Regions from separate parts of the Homo sapiens genome. Here region 1 is linked to region 2. A link is an interaction called in ENCODE POLR2A ChIA-PET data of the cell type or tissue named here. Cell type or tissue: PC-9. All regions are shown on one strand.

The links. ChIA-PET counts read pairs that join two places held together with the same protein. Peaks named below come from ENCODE experiments on the same cell type or tissue, not always from the same donor. Only the 100,000 strongest peaks of a DNase experiment are listed, where the experiment ranks them.
Region 1: POLR2A ChIA-PET joins it to region 2 with 9 read pairs; 3 of 35 experiments call an interaction of 5 or more read pairs at or near these places.

Annotation. Positions count from the first base shown.
Region 1 is chr14:34,615,656-34,623,655 of GRCh38, forward strand. The region is part of intron 2 of SNX6 (sorting nexin 6); the gene reads right to left. Among named protein-coding and RNA genes, the nearest start is that of SNX6, 10 kb to the right of the region's middle. RefSeq lists a silencer at 7,908-8,000. In PC-9, no CTCF peak of the experiment used is centred here; no DNase peak of the experiment used is centred here.
Region 2 is chr14:35,328,988-35,336,987 of GRCh38, forward strand. No RefSeq gene overlaps it. Among named protein-coding and RNA genes, the nearest start is that of PSMA6, 41 kb to the left of the region's middle. RefSeq lists enhancers at 2,676-2,970, 3,136-4,057, 4,068-4,677, 7,562-8,000. In PC-9, no CTCF peak of the experiment used is centred here; DNase peaks (open chromatin) are centred at 3,314, 4,194, 6,544, 7,864 and 1 weaker place; H3K4me3 peaks cover 2,333 bases; H3K27ac peaks cover 6,367 bases.

The DNA.
Region 1 (8,000 bases), 710 kb before region 2:
CAGGCTGGAGTGCAGCGGTGCAATCATTGCTCACTCTACTGTCAAACTCCTGGCTTAAGCAATCCCCTCCGTCCTCGGCCTCCCAAAGTGTTAGGATTACAGGCGTGAGCCTGTAATAGGACTTATGACTGGCCTAAGTCCTATTTCTAATAAACAAGATGTATAATGGAAAAGCCAGTCCCCAAAATAAAATCACCCCCCACCATCAGTATAAAATATCACTGAAAAGTTAACATGCTATCATGGTTCATCAATTCTAGATGCATATTTTTTATAACATATCTGAAATAGGAATGTCCTTTTTTATTTTTATTTTTTTGAGGCAGAGTCCCGCCCTGTCACCAGGCTGGAGTGCAGTGGCGTGATCTTGGCTCACTGCAATCTCCACCTCCAGGGTTCAAGTGATTCTCTTGCCTCAGCCTCCTGAGTAGCTGGGATTACAGGCATGTGCCACCACACCCAGCTAATTTTTGTATTTTTAGTAGAGAGGGGGTTTCACAATGTTGGCCAGGATGGTCTTGATCCCCTGACCTCATGATCCACCTGCTTCAGCCTCCCAAAGTGCTGGGATTACAGGTGTGAGCCACCATGCCCAGCCAGGAATGTCTTTCAATTGATGACAAATTACAATTTAACTAGCAACATTTTTTTTTCCTTAGTGGTACATAAAAGTCTTTCAATCAACTGCACCTTAAATCTGATAAAATATATTGTAGATTTTTTAATTTTAAAGAGACAGAGTCTTGCACTGCTACCCAGGTTGGAATGCGGTGGCACAATCATAGCTCATTTTAACCTTGAACTCCTGGGATCAAGCGATCATTCCATCTCAGCCTTCCAGGTAGCTGGGACTACAGGCACACATCACCATGCCCAGCTAATTTTTGAGATGGGATCTCACCATGTTGCCCAGGCTGGTCTTGAGCTCGTGGGTTCAAGTGATCCACCTCCTGACCCCGTTTGGCTTCCCGAACCACTGGTATTACAGGTGTGAGATTTAGTGTTCATTACATAAAATGTACACAAATTGTCCAGGCAGATTTTCTTCTCAGTTTAGCAAAAAGTCAATCATTTTAGAGGGTTTTATTAAGGACCGGAGTCAAGCAAACAACTTGTGTTTCATAAAAATTTAATCGGCTGGGTGTGGTGGCTCATGCCTGGCATCCCAGCACTTTGGGAGGCCGAAGAGGGAGGATCACAAAGTCAGGAATTTGAGACCAGCCTGGCCAACATGGTGAAACCTTGTTTCTACTAAAAATATAAAAAAGAAAAAAAAAATTAGCTGGGCGTGGTGTGGGCGCCTGTAATCCCAGCTACTCAGGAGGCTGAGGCAGGAGAATTGCTTGAATCCAGGAGGCGGAGGCTGCAGTGAGCCGAGATCGCACCACTGCACTCCAGCCTGGTCAAGAGAGCAAGACTGTCTCGGGTTAAAAAAATTTAATCAACTTTCTGTAACTAGTGAGTTCAGTTTGAAGAAATTTCTAATTAGATTACATTCAATGGCTTAATCTTTTTCTGGAACAATACACATTGATTGGACTGTCTTTTGTCAGAGGCTAGGTTAAACATGTGTGTCGCTGGTCAAGAGAAAGATTATGACAAAAAAATATGGATTAAGTAACATAAATGTACTATCATTAGAAGAACAATTTAAAGACTCTGACCTGTGACCTGTTGTTCCACATATAATTACTTAGTAAAAGGCTGGGCACAGTAGCTTATGCCTATAATACCAGTACGTTGGGAGGCCAAGGCAGAAGGATCACTTGTGGTCAGGAGTTCGAGACCAGCATGGGTAACATAGTGAGATCGTGTCTCCACAAAAAATTTAAAAATTAGCTGGGTGTAATGGTGCACATCTGTGGTCCCAGCTACTCAGGGGACTGAGGCTGCCGTGGGCTGTGATTGTGCCACTGCATTCCAGCCTGGGTGACAGAGTGAGACCCTGTCTCAAAAAAAAAAAAAAAAAAAAAAAAAAGACTTGGACCAGGCGCGGTGGCTCACGCCTGTAATCCCAGCACTTTGGGAGGCTGAGGCAGGCGGATCACGAGGTCAGGGGATCAAGACCATCCTGGCTAACACGGTGAAACCCCGTCTCTACTAAAAATACAAAAAATAAGCCGGGCGTGGTGGCGGGCACCTGTAGTCCCAGCTACTTGGGAGGCTGAGGCAGCAGAATCACTTGAACCCAGGAGGCAGAGCTTGCAGTGAGCCAAGATTGCACCACTGCACTCCAGCCTGGGGGACAGAGCAAGACTGCCTCCAAAAAAAAAAAAAAGACTTAGGAAGACATTCACTACTAGTTACTATACTGACTAGTGTACTATGAAGTATCTAGCTTAGAACATCCCTAAGACGTCAGTTGTTCATATTTTGACAGCAAAGCAAATGTAGAGAGATGGATGAGTGGATGGGATGGGGCAAAGAGGAAGGAAGAAAGAAAATAACTTTGACTCTTACAATAGTCTCCCAACTGATCTCTTACTTCAGCCCTTGCCCCTCATAAATTTATTCCCTACAGGGCCACTACTATGATATCATTAAACTAGAAATCATTTCTCTGCTTAAAATCTAAGGAGTTTCCACTTGAAGAAAAGCTGAATACCTTACAGTGGCCTACCAGGCACTATAAAATCTCCATCTGATATCATCTAATTTACCACTCCTCTGGCTCACTATAGTCCTGCCATGTGGCCTCCTTTTTGGGGAGGGGGGGATGGAGTCTTGCTCTGTCGCCAAGGCTGGAGTACAGTGGTGTGATCTCAGCTCACTGCAACCTCTGCCTTTCTGATTCAAGCAATTCTCCTGCCTCAGCCTCCCTAGTAGCTGGAATTACAGACGTGCGACACCATGCCCAGCTAATTTTTGTATTTTTAGTAGAGACAAGGTTTCACCATCTTGGCCAGGCTGGTCTCGAACTCCCAACCTCAGGTGATCCACCCACCTTGGCCTCTCAAGTGCTGGGATTACAGGCATGAGCCACTGCACCTGGCCCTCGTTTTTTGAACACACAAACATGCTGCCGTCTCAGGGAGTCTTTGCAACCGCTGGTTCCCTCTGCCTGGAACACTCTGCCCCCAGATACGTATCTGCACAGCTCACTTCCTTCAAGTCCTTAAGTCTTCCTCAGGAAGGCCTTTCCTAGCCACCCTATCTAAAAGTGCAGCTCAAACCATCCTCCCCTCCCAGCCCAAAAATCCCTACTCCTCCCTCATTTTTCTTCATAATGCCTATTCAAAACCTAATATACTTTACTTTTTAAAAATGTCTCTTCATGACTGTAATTCAGCTCCATGAAGACATGGGTTTTTGTCTGTTTTATTCATTGCTACATTCCCAATGGAAGTTCTCGACAAATATTTGTGGAATGTAAAGGAGGGAAGAGGAAAGAAAGAAAGGTGGTAACCACAACTGGGCTACAAAACTATTTTCAGGTAATTACAGTATGATCAATTAAAAACCCCATGATAGAAGTAAAATTTGATTGGCCAGGCGCAGTGGCTTATGCCTGTAATCCCAACACTTTGGGAGGCCAAGGTGGGCAGATCACAAGGTCAGGAGTCTGAGACCAGCCTGGCCAACATGGTGAAACCCCATCTCTACTAAAAATACAAAAATTAGCTGGGTGCAGTGGTGCATGCCTGTAGTCCCTGCTACTTGGGAGGCTGAGGCAGAAGGATCACTTGAACCCAGGAGGTGGAGGTTGCAGTGAGCTGATATCGCACCACTGCACTCCAGCCTCGGTAACAGAACACAACTCTGTCTCAAAAAAATATATATATATATATTTAGAGAGAGAGAGAGAGAGAGAGATAGAATAAATATAAACACTAGGCAATACAGTAATATGCGGCTATTTAATAAACTTTTTTTTCAGCACTTATACGCAAACACTGTCCCAGGTATTGTGAAAGATTTAAAGTGAACAAAAAGCCCTGCCTTCAAGAAATCTGTTTGCAATGAGGAAGACAATCAATCTTATGTAATATAAAATTAACTGCTTCCTGCTTTCTCCCCACCACTTTTACCACATGTACAATGTAACCTCATCAACACCTCCAGTCCTGTGACCTTTCCATTTATTTCCAGTCTGTCGGCACTCCCTCTGCTTCACTCCATGAATGCCATTCCAATACCTTTCCTGCTGGTCCCTTCAACTCTCACTGCTCTTTTACCATACCTGGCTCACAAATTCCCATACTCAGGATCTACTTATCTTTTATTTATTTATTTTTTTATAGAGATGAGGTCTCACTATGCTGCCCAAGCTAGACTTGAACTCCTGGGCTCAAGCGATCCTCCCACCTTAGCCTCTCAAATGCTGGGATTACAGGCATGAGCCACCTGACCTCAAGATCAATATAATCGTCAACTTTTACATTTGGGCTGCTGAGTATGGCTAGAGAAAAGTCACCATTGTTTGTACTGTTCCATTTCAAATTAATGGTCTCCAAATTGCATATGCTCTTTGAAAACCACTCAGCAGTCCAGTCCTGTGCAACTCTGCTCAGCTCCTCTTTTGATTCCCTGCAGCAACAATTCCAACTTTTACTACCACATTACACCCCACCCTCAACAAGTGAACTTGCCTCCTCCAGCCCAGAGAAATAAATGCCAGCAGCTGTTTATTCTCTCAGGCCCACCAACACATCTTTTTACAAATAAATTTTGCCTCACAGCTGGTCATGGTGGCACACGCCTGTAGTCCCAGCTACTTGGGAAGCTGAGGTGGGAGGATCACTTGAGCCCCAGGAGGTCGAGGCTGCAGTGAGCTGTGATGGTGCCACTACATGCCAGCCTGGGCAACAGAGCAAGACTATGTCAAAAAACAAAAACAAAAACAAAATTCTTTACATGAGTACCTAATTTCCAAACCAATGATATTTTTCAGTCTTCTTGGCCTCTATGCAGTATTCTGCCTTGGTATCATTCTGACCACTCCTTTCTTAAAACTATCTCAACCTTTAAAACAAAAAAATCATTATTTTTAAAACTGGACATGGGGCCGGGCATGGTGGCTCACGCCTGTAATCTCAGCACTTTGGGAGGCTGAGGCAGGAGGATCACTTGAGGCCAGGAGTTTGAGACCAGCCTGGGCAACATAGCGAAACCCTGTGTCTACTAAAAATACAAAAATTAGTTGGGCGTGGTGGTGCATGCCTGTAATCCCAGCTACTCAGGAAGCTGAGACACAAGAAACTGCTTAAATCCGGGAGGGAGAAGTTGCAGTGAATTGAGATGGTGCCACTGCACTCCAACCTGGGTGATAAAGTGAGACTCCCTCAAAAAAAAAATAAAAAATAAAAAATGGTGACGGGCGTCTCACTCTGTCACCCAGGCTGGAATGCAGTGGTACAATCATAGCTCATTACAGCCTCAAACTCCTGTGATCAAGCAATCTTCCTGCCTCAGCCTCCCAAGTAGCTAGGACTAAATGCATGTGTGACCACACCCTGTTAATTTTTAGTTTTTGTAGAGAGAGGATCTCTCTACAGACCCCAGACTGGTCTCAAACTCCTGGGCTCAAGTGATCCTCTTGCCTCAGCCTCTCAGAGTGCTAGGATTATAGACATGAGCCACTGCGTCAGCTTCTCTCAACTTCTGAAGCCTCCTCTGATTCGCCTCCTACCCCTCTCAGCCCCATTAACCAATCATCTTTGCTCTGGTCCTTAAATGCTGGTTTCCCTTGGGTGCTAGCTAATATTGGAAATATCAGCCATTCTCAACTAATAATTCCTAATTATATCCCCAATTTAGACTTTTTATTCTAAGTTCCCAATTTGAATTTCAAGTTACCAACTAGACATAGCCACCTGGATGTATTCACTTATTAAACAACTGAGTGCCCTCAATGTATCAAGCACTGTCCTACATGTTAGGGAGACAGCAGTGAAGAGACACAATCCTCAGCCTTACAGATCTTACATTCTAGTTTGGTGGGGGCAGGTTAGATGCCTCACAGGCACTTTAAATCCAACATACGTGGAACCAGACTTATGACCTAACCTCTAACCCTGTTCTTCCTTCCTACATTCTATGTTTTCTCCTTCTCCCTTGCCCAGCCCATGTATTACTTATTCAGTCACTATGTCCTGTCTATTCTATCTCCTAAACATCTCTTTACTACATCCCTTCCTTCATCCCTCTTCCACTGCCTTAGTTCTACCTTTGTCATTTCTCATCTGGACTGCTGCATTAGCCTGTTAACTGGTTTCTTTGTTTTCTGAAAGGAAGCATCAATCTATCCTCAATATTAGAATAATCTACAATGTTTTTTCACCTGGGCATGTCTTTCCTTTTTTTTTTTTTTTTTTTTTTTTGAGATGGAGTTTCACTCTTGTCGCCCAGGCTGGAGTGCAGTGGCGTGATCTTGGCTCACTGCTACCTCTGCCTCCTGGGTTCAAGCGATTCTCCTGCCTCAGTTTCCCTAGTAGCTGGGATTACAGGCACCTACCGTCACACCTGGCTAATTTTTTTTGTATTTTTAGTACAGTTGGGGTTTCGTCACGTTGGCCAGGCTGGTGTTGAACTCCTTACCTCAGGTGATCCGCCCACCTCGGCCTCCCATAGTGCTGGGATTATAGGCATGAGCCACTGCACCCGGCCTGGGCATGTCTTTCCTAGCTTAAAATTCCTCAGTACTGGCCGGGCACGGTGGCTCATGCATGTAATCCCAGCACTTTGGGAGGCCGAGGTGGGTGGATCACGAGGTCAGGAGATCGAGACCTTCCTGGCTAACACCGTGAAACCCCATCTCTACTAAAAATACAAAAAGAAATTAGCTGGGCGTGGTGGCGGGCACCTGTAGTCCCAGCTACTCGGGACGCTGAGGCAGGAGAATGGCGTGAATCCGGGAGGCGGAGCTTGCAGTGAGCCGAGATCGTGCCACTGCACTCCAGCCTGGGCAATAGAGCAAAAAAAAAAAAAAAAAAAAGATTCCTCAGTACTTCCCACTGCCTGGAGTCTTTCACTATGCACTACATACTCTGTACTAGCTGCATGTACCTTTGCAACCTCTGCTCCAGTAAGAACAAGTGCTCTAGGAGGAACCAAATTACCAACACATGCCATCCTCCCTGTTGGAAAGCAGACCAATAGCACAGTGGTTAAGAGCCAGGCCCTAGAGCTAGATTGCCTATTTGACCACAGCTCCTACCGGCTGTATGACCTTGGGCAAGTTATTTAATGTCTCTGCAACTCAGTTTTCCTTTCCCAAATAGGAATAACAGTAGGTGTATTTCATAGGGATTTGAGAATTGAGTTTATATGGAAAGTCCCTGACATGCAGTGAATGCATGTAAGTGTGTAACTATCATTATGTCTTTACTACTACCCCTTCCCCTAAAGTTGAACACTTTTACTTTGTACTCCCATACACTTCATTGCAAGGGATTATAACTCTATCTCCTTCACTACACTGTGATGGTCTCAGGGCAGGAACTTTGTCTTATTGATCTTTTTAATCCTCAGCCAACATAATATATGTCACATTTTTATGTGAAGTAACTATCAATAAATGTGGCATGTGTTTAAGCTAAAAAGTGTGCAGGTGCAAAACAAAATGCAAGCATCTGGGCCAAATTCAAGTTGAATTTGAAGCGAAAGAAAAGGTGAGGGGGAAAAAAAACACTGAAATGCATGCATAAAACAGACAGTCAAGTGTAGACGTACTTGGGCAATGGGGAGTAGACTAGAATATGGGGGAGGGGATATTGAGAAATGAAGCCAGTCAGAAAAGGTTATGAACAGAGTTGAATGTTAGCCTAAGGAGTTTGGACCTTACCCCCCAAAAAAAGGGGTCCAAGGAAGTCCTTTTCACTAACGTGCTATATGGTTTAATCATTTTAGTAATATAAGTAATTTGACGACTGAATTGGAAAGTAGAAAGACTAAAGACAGAGACTAAGGAGAGGTACTGCTACTATCCAAGCAGGAAGAAGCAAGGAGCTTAAATGGAACCAAGCACATGAAAGATGGGATAAACAACATTTCCAAGGTGA
Region 2 (8,000 bases):
TGCAAATTAAAACAACACTGAGATGCCACTACATATCTATTAGAATGGCGAATTTTTTTTTTTTGAGATGAGTCTTGCTCTGTTGCCCAGGCTGTAGTGCAGTGGCGGGATCTCAGCTCACTGCAACCTCCGCCTCCCAGGTTCAAGCGATTCTCCTGCCTCAGCCTCCTGAGTAGCTGGGATTACAGGTGTGAGCCACTGCACCCAGCTAACTTTTTGTATTTTTGGTAGAGACAGAGTTTCACTATGTTGGCTAGGCTCGTCTTGAACTCCTGACCTCAGGTAATCTGCCTGCCTAGGCCTCCCAAAGTGCTAGGATTAAAGGCGTAAGCCAACTCACCAGTCCAAAAAAAAAAAAAGTTTTTTTAATAACAGTACCAAATACTACTAGCAAGGGTGCAGAGCAGCAGTAACTGGTGGGAATGCGAAATGGTACAGCCACCTGGAAGACAGCTGAGCAGTTCTTACAAAGCTAAACACTATTAGTGTAAAATCCAGCTTATAGCCACACAAAAACCTCACAAACAAATGTTTATAAAGCAGCTTTCTTCATAATTGCAAAAAAACAGGCTGGGCAAGGTGGCTCATGCCTGTAATCCCAGCTCTTTGGGAGGCCGAGGCGGGTGGATCACTTCTGGCCAGGAGCTCGAGACTAGCCTGGCCAACATAGTGAAACCCCATCTCTACTAAAAATACAAAAATTTTTCGGGCATGGTGGCGCATGCCTATAATCCCAGCTACTCAGGAGGCTGAGGCAGGAGAATCACTTGAACCCGGGAGGTGGAAGTTGCAGTGAGCTGAGATCGCATCACTGCACTCCAGCCTGGGTGACAGAGTGAGACCTTGTCTCAAAACAAAACAAAACAGAATAATAATAACAATTGCCAAAAACCAGAAGCAAGCAAGATGACCTTCAATAGGTGAGTGGAAAACAAACTGTTGTGCATCTATACCATGAAATATTATTCGGCACTAAAATAAAATGAGCTATCAAGCCACAAAAAGACATGGAAAAATCTTAAGTGCATATTGCAGGTGAAAGAAGCCCATCTGAAAAGGTTACTTACTGTATGAATCCAACTATATGACTTTCTGGAAAAGTAAAAACTATAGAGACAGTAAAAAAAGAATGGTTGGTGGGGTGTGGTGGCTCACACCTGTAATCCCAGCACTTTGGGAGGCCAAGGCGAGCGGATCACCTGAGGTTGGGAGTTTGAGACCAGACTGACCAACATGGAGAAACCCCATCTCTACTAAAAATACAAAATTAGCTGGACATGGTGGCGCATGCCTGTAATCCCAGCTACTTGGGAGGCTGAGGCAGGAGAATCGCTTGAACCTGGGAGGCGGAGGTTGCAGTGAGCCGAGATTGCGCCACTGCACTCCAGCCTGGGCAACAAGAGCAAAAGTCCGTCTCAAGAAAAAAAAAAAAAAGATAACGGTTGCTGGGAGTTCAGAGTGGGGTGGGAAGAAATGGGAAGTGGAGAGGGATGAATAGGTGAAACACCAGTTCAGGGCAGTGAAACCTGGGTTTGGTATGGTAATCATGGATGCATGACATTTGCCTTTATCAAACCCCATAGAAATGTACAATACAAAAAGTAAGCCTTAATATAAAATATGGACTTTAATAATAATGTGTCAGTATTAGTTCATGAATTGTAACAAATGTGCCACACCAAAGCAAGATACTGATAATAGGGAAAGTTGATGTGGGGTGGTGAACTCTCCACACAATCTGCTCAGTTTGGATGGGCGCGGTGGCTCATGCCTGTAATCCCAGCACTTTGGGAGGCGGAGGCGGGAGGATCACTTGAGCCCAGGAGCTCCAGACTAGCGTGGGCAACACAGGGAGACCCTGTTTCTACAAAAAATTAAAATATTGGCCAGGCAAGGTGGTTCATGCCTGTAATCCCAGCACTCTGGGAGGCCGAGGTGGGCGGATCATGAGGTCAGGAGTTCAAGACCAGCCTGCCCAACATAATGAAACCCCGTCTCTACTAAAAACACAAAAAATGGACAGACGCAGTGGCTCACGCCTGTAATCCCAGCAATTTGGAAGGCCAAGGTGAACGGATCACGAGGTCAGGAGATCAAGACCAGCCTGGCCAACATGGTAAAACCCCATCTCTACTAAAATACAAAAAATTAGCCATGCATGGTGGCACGCACCTGTAATCCCAGCTACTTGGGAGGCTGAGGCAGGAGAATCACTTAAACCCAGGAGGCAAAGGTTGCAGTGAACTGAGACAGTGCCACTGCACTCCAGCCTGGTGACAGAGCAAGACTCTGTCTCAAAAAAAAAAAAAAAAAAAATTAGCCAGCCATGGTGGTGTACGTCTGTAGTCCCAGCTACTTGGGAGACTGAGGCAGGAGAATTGCTTGAATCCGGGAGACGGAGGTTGCGGTGAGCCGAGATCACGCCACTGCCCTCCAGCCTGGGCAACAGAGCGAGACTCCGTCTCAAAAAAAAAAATTAAAATATTAGCTGGGCCCGGTGGCACATGCCTGTAACCCCAGCTAATTGGGAGGCTGAGGTGGGAGAATTGCTTGAGCCCAGGAGTTCCAGGCTATAAAGTTCTAGGCCCTCAGCCCTGGTCTATCAAGTCCAAGTCTCGCAGGACACTGCTGTGGGCATGAGTCTTTCGAGAGTGTGGCCCAGTCAGGCCTGGAGTATGCTACTGCTTGGGAAGCACTGTGGGCAGCGGCTGCAGGTGACAAGATCACAGTCAAGTGTATTTGGGGCTCATCCGCCTGTGCTGCTCTCTTGGTCAGTGGGCAGCTTACTGGTGTGCTGAGTCAAATGCATTTTCAGAAGGTGACCTTGTGCCTTAGGCTTATGTCATCTGTGCCTTTGCTGACGTCATCCTCGACTCCAGCAGCCAGACCAGGGGATAACAAATGCAAATGTCTAACAGTAATTAACTCTTAGCAGCAACCTCAGCCTGGGGCTCCCCTTTCCAGGGCTTGTGGCAGCTCCACCGGGCCCTGCTGCAGCCCCTTGTCATTGAGAGGCCTCTCCCACATCCAGAGATACGAGGGGAATGTAGGGAAATGTGCATTTAGACGAAGGAAATGCATTGTCCCAAATGGCAAGTGGAGTGGCATAAACTTTGGTGAAGCTGCTGACACCCCTTTATCACAAGAAGATCGTTTGGATTAGGGGTGTGCTTTCCACAGAAATCAGGCTCTGGCCTTACTGCAGGGGGGTGACCTGTAAACCTCAGAGTTAACACAGTGGTTTAGGTTTCACCGAGTGCACTACGGTGATTAAGTCTCCACTGAGGACTGGAATGAGGAAGAAAAGGAGAAGCAGAAGAAGAACAGGAAAGACCTGTTCCCTGGGCAGAAGAGGGATGATCTGGGGAGAGCCCCAGCGAACAGCCCCAGAGTGCCGGGCCTAGCTGGGGTTTTCCAGGGATAGAGGCCGTGAGCAGCAGTGCGGATGTTGGCCGCGTCTAGCCGTCTGCTTAATAACTACCTCAGAGACCTGTTTGCCCCGCTCGGTAAAACTGGGGCCACGCTGCTTGGGCAGCCTCCAGGCGCCTGGCTGCCACTTTTTCTAGGAACTTATACAAGTCCTCATCAAGAGGGAGGGCAAAAAATTGTCGGTGAAGATGGCTGTGCTGGCATTTTGTAAGTGACAGTGGTCAAGCTCTAAGTTGTGGATGGACACGGCAGGGGGCAAAATCACCTCCTCTAAAAAACGGCCTAGCGATCCTAATGGATTGGCCGTAGAGACCCATCATTGCAGGGAGACCTGGGAAGGCCACCTGCTTCCCTGTGCCTCTGTGTCCTCAGCCACCTGAGAAAGTGTACTTCAAGAGGGAACCCAGGGAAGAAGGCTGTACAGGGTCCATGTTATTGCACCATCTCCTGTCAATTTAGGAGACATTTTCTTAATACTTCTTATTGATCAACGAATATTTTTGAGCCCCTCCTGTAAGTCAGACCCTGCTCCGGGGCACAGGGTGATGACCAAGACGGACTAAGTCTCCCCAGGGGCTAAGAATTTAGGCCCTTGCAGAGTATCTCCTCCAAGTTATTGAGCTGCCACTGAGATATCTGTGGCCACTTTGCATCCTGTCTGCATCCAGCAGGGTGGCAGTCCAGGCCTTTACAGAAGCAGACTGGGCATGAAGACATTTCTTGTGAAAAACCAGCTTCCAGGCCTCCTTCCTGGGAGGGACTCTGTGAGTGCCACGCCCAGGGCCCTGCAGCAGGTCGTGAGCAGATGCCTCTAATGATTCAAAGCTACCAACAATACTGTAAGAGGCCCCTTTCCTGCCAAAGACTACGTGGAGATCCCTTCTGGGTTTTTCTTTTTCTTTTTCTTTCTCTGTGAAGTGTACTTAAAAAAACAAAAGGTCATTGTAAAACAGGGTATTATGCTGTTTCTTCTAAAGCAGGAGGGGCTGCAGGTGCTCACAGCTGATTTCTCATTTCTGAAAAACCCTAGTTCCAGGCCTACCTTGAAGGGAGGGGCTCCTGGGAGGGAGATAAATAGTCGTATGAGGCCCTGTCCAGACACTGACACACCAGACAATCCAGCAACACTGCGGGTCGGAGGACCCTGCTGAACAGGTCGTAGCCAACAGCTCCAGGTGGCTGCATCCTAGCACCAAAGCCAGGAGACAAGAGCCCTGACTACAGGGGTGCGGAAAGGGGCACTCGCAGCCCCAGGCTTCCAGCCGCCAGAATCAAGTGCTGGGACTTCCAGCTTCCCCACAGTCAGAGCCTGACTGAATTCTCAGTCCACAGCTGAGTTATTTACAGCCTCAGTTTTTCTCTTCTGAAAAAAAGGGGTATAAACCACAGGATCCATCTCAAAGAAGTGCTATGAGGAAAAAATGACACAATGCATTTAAAGTGCAGAGAAGACACCAGCTACGCTGTGGCAGCAGAGTATGGCAGCGCCCTTCCAGAACGGCTCTCTAGTGCTGTTAAGTTTCCCCAGCATCCTGACCAGTCACTACCAAAATGTGATTTCCTGCGAACATTGTCACCCAAGCAGTGTGGTCAGGCAGGCAGAAGCCAGCCTGAAGTTTACAAATGTCTCTCTTCAGCCAGGGCAGAGCAGGTGAGGCCCTGCGTCACCCGCGCAAGGCTTGTGGTTCAGCCAGGGAGACAACGTCCTACTTCTTTCAGGGTGACCATGTTCTTCCTGGGCGCTCATTTCCTCGTGACACCCATAGGCGGCAGCTTTTCCCTATGGGGGTCCCTGGCCTTTAGGGCAAGTCCTGCCCTGTCTAGAGCCTTCTCCTCCTGGAGGAGCACACACGATGGCACCAAGCTGCTCTGACCCTGCCAGGAGCCAAAACAGCCTCTGGGAGCTCCAAGGGGCGCCCCGGGCTCAGGGTCATCTCCCACACCTTCCCTTCCCATCCCGAGGCCTGCAGAGCCCTCAAGGGCTCAGTGGCCCTGGCTCAGCTGGACCCCAGCACAGACAGGGAGGCCTCTGACCTGCACCCAGAGCCTGCCTCCCAGGGCTTCCTCACCCCAGTGTCCTAGGAGGGGGTGGCACAGATGGAGAGAGGCCAGAGGCTGCCACTCAGGAGTATGTGAGTCAAGGCTTGCTTGGGAGGTAGGGGCAGAGGTGGAGATGCCCAGGGGGCCAGGAGAAAGGGGAGGAGAGATTGGGAAATGAAGCCCTTCTGGGGCTGCCAGCTCCCCTCTACAGCTTTAGGCCATGCCAGGGGGCCCTGAAGTGAGTCAGCCCCTACAGAAAGCCCAGGCTTTCTGTAGAAAAGAGTTTCGCTTTTTTTTTTTTTGAGACAGAGTCTTGCTCTGTCACCCAGGCTGGAGTGCAGTGGCACGATCTCGGCTCACTGCAAGCTCCGCCTCCCGGGTTCACACCATTCTCCTGCCTCAGCCTCCTGAGTAACTGGGACTACAGGCGCCCGCCACCACGCCCGGCTAATTTTTTTGTATTTTTAGTAGAGACACAGGGTTTCACCGTGTTAGCCAGGATGGCCTCGATCTCCTGACCTCGTGATCCACCTGCCTTGGCCTCCCAAAGTGCTGGGATTACAGGTGTGAGCCACCACACCTGGCCAGAGTTTTGCTCTTGCCCAGACTGGCCAGGCTGGAGTGCAGTGGCGCCATCTCGGCTCACTACAACCTCTGCCTCCCGGGTTCAAGCAATTCTCCTGCCTTGGCCTCCTGAGTAGCTGGGACTACAGGCACGCGCCAGCACACCCAGCTAAGTTTTGTATTTTTTTTAGTAGAGATGGGGTTTCACCATGTTGGCCAGGATGGTCTCAATCTCTTGACCTCGTGATCTGCCCGCCTCAGCCTCCCAAAGTGCTAGGATTACAAGCGTGAGCCACCCGGCCCACTATTCCAGTTATTTTAAGATGTACATAAATTATTATGTTATCATACACTAGATTTTATTGAATCTACCATTTCACATTCTTATTGAGAGTGTAACCTCTTGAAGCCTACTGGTGCAGGAGGGATTTTGCAACCTTCCTTTGGCTTTTGTCACCTATGGAAAACTACAAACCAGCTTGCCTATCCGGTGATTGGAACCAGGAGGATTGCCGGCCTTGGGTCTGGAAATCCTATCCCATGTGTCTTCCTTCCTCCCTCCCTCCCTTCCTTGGTTCCTTCCTTCCCCTGACTAGGCCCCAGAGGGGTGGGGAGGCCTTCCTGGGCCTGGCATCAGGGCTCCTGGGCTCCCAGCCAAGTGTCCAGAGGTCACTCCTCCTGGCATCTGGATCCTTCTTATCTTCCTGAGACATAGGAGGCTCCTGCTCTGGAGATGACTGAAGGGAAAACACCTGTATTTCCAGGGCCTTGGAAATAGCCTGCTCCAGCCGGCCTTCCCGGGAGAAACTGAGAAAGGACATTGGTCCGAAGCATTTCTCTTTCGGTTTGTGCTGCGCTGAGCCTGTCCTGTGATGCGGCCCTCACCAACCAAGGACTGAACGAGAGGGACTCCATGCGAACCTGCTCAGCATACAGCAGGTGCCTCGTGGATATTCTTCCCTAAGGCTCCAGGCCAGCCAAGCACTGCATTAACCAGGTTCGGATGAACTTTAGAATGTACGCATCTGAGCTGTCATAGTTTTTTGTTTTCTTGTTTTTTTGAGATGGAGTTTCGCTCTTTCACCCAGGCTGGAGTGAAATGCCGCGATCTCAGCTCACTGCAACCTCTGCCTCCTGGGTTCAAGCCATTCTCCTGCCTCAGCCTCCCAAGTATCTGCGATTACAGGCTCCTGCCACCATGTCCAGCTAATTTTTTGTATTTTTAGTAGAGACAGGGTTTCACCATGTTGGCCAGGCTGGTCTTGAATTCCTGACCTCAGGTGATCCACCCACCTCGGCCTCCCAAAATGCTGGGATTACAGGCATGAACCACTCTACCTGACCCATAGTTCTTAAATTTAAAATCTTGATATGCTGGTGGATATGCAGCTTGATTTCTTTAAGCCGACATGGCCTGACTTTTTCAGATTCTCAGCCTGTGTTGGAGGGCTGTTGAGTGTTCTTTCTATGCAGAAAGTACGCCTGCCGTCCTCTGTTTTGTAATCGCCACCCCATCCCTGCCCAACACACACACCCACACAGCCGCAGTTACGCCGGGTCCAGCAACGCACGAACCAAGTGGAAGGTCAAGGGCTGGGGCTCCGTTTCCCTCCCCTTGAAGCTGTTTGGTTTGCTCTTGTCCCAGCCCCTGACTGAGCCGCCAGCCCAGAACGGGGGCAGCCCTCCCCCATGCAGTCAGGGCCAGAGGAGCATAATATTGCCCCCCCGGGTGCAGCCTTAGGTGCAGGAGCGTTGGGAATTTTCCATCTTGCTCTGCAGCCTGGCTTCTTAGGTCATCGTCCTGCTGCTGACATAGGCCTGGGTTGGGCGAGTTTCCTGCAGGTCAGCGAGGGCGCGGAGGCAGCGCCTGAGCCTGCTCAGGGCCTGGCTTCCTGCCTGCTGTGAGGAAGGGTGGAGGAGGGGTTCGAGGCCTCAACCATCCCTTGGCCCAGAGCCTCAGGCCAAGC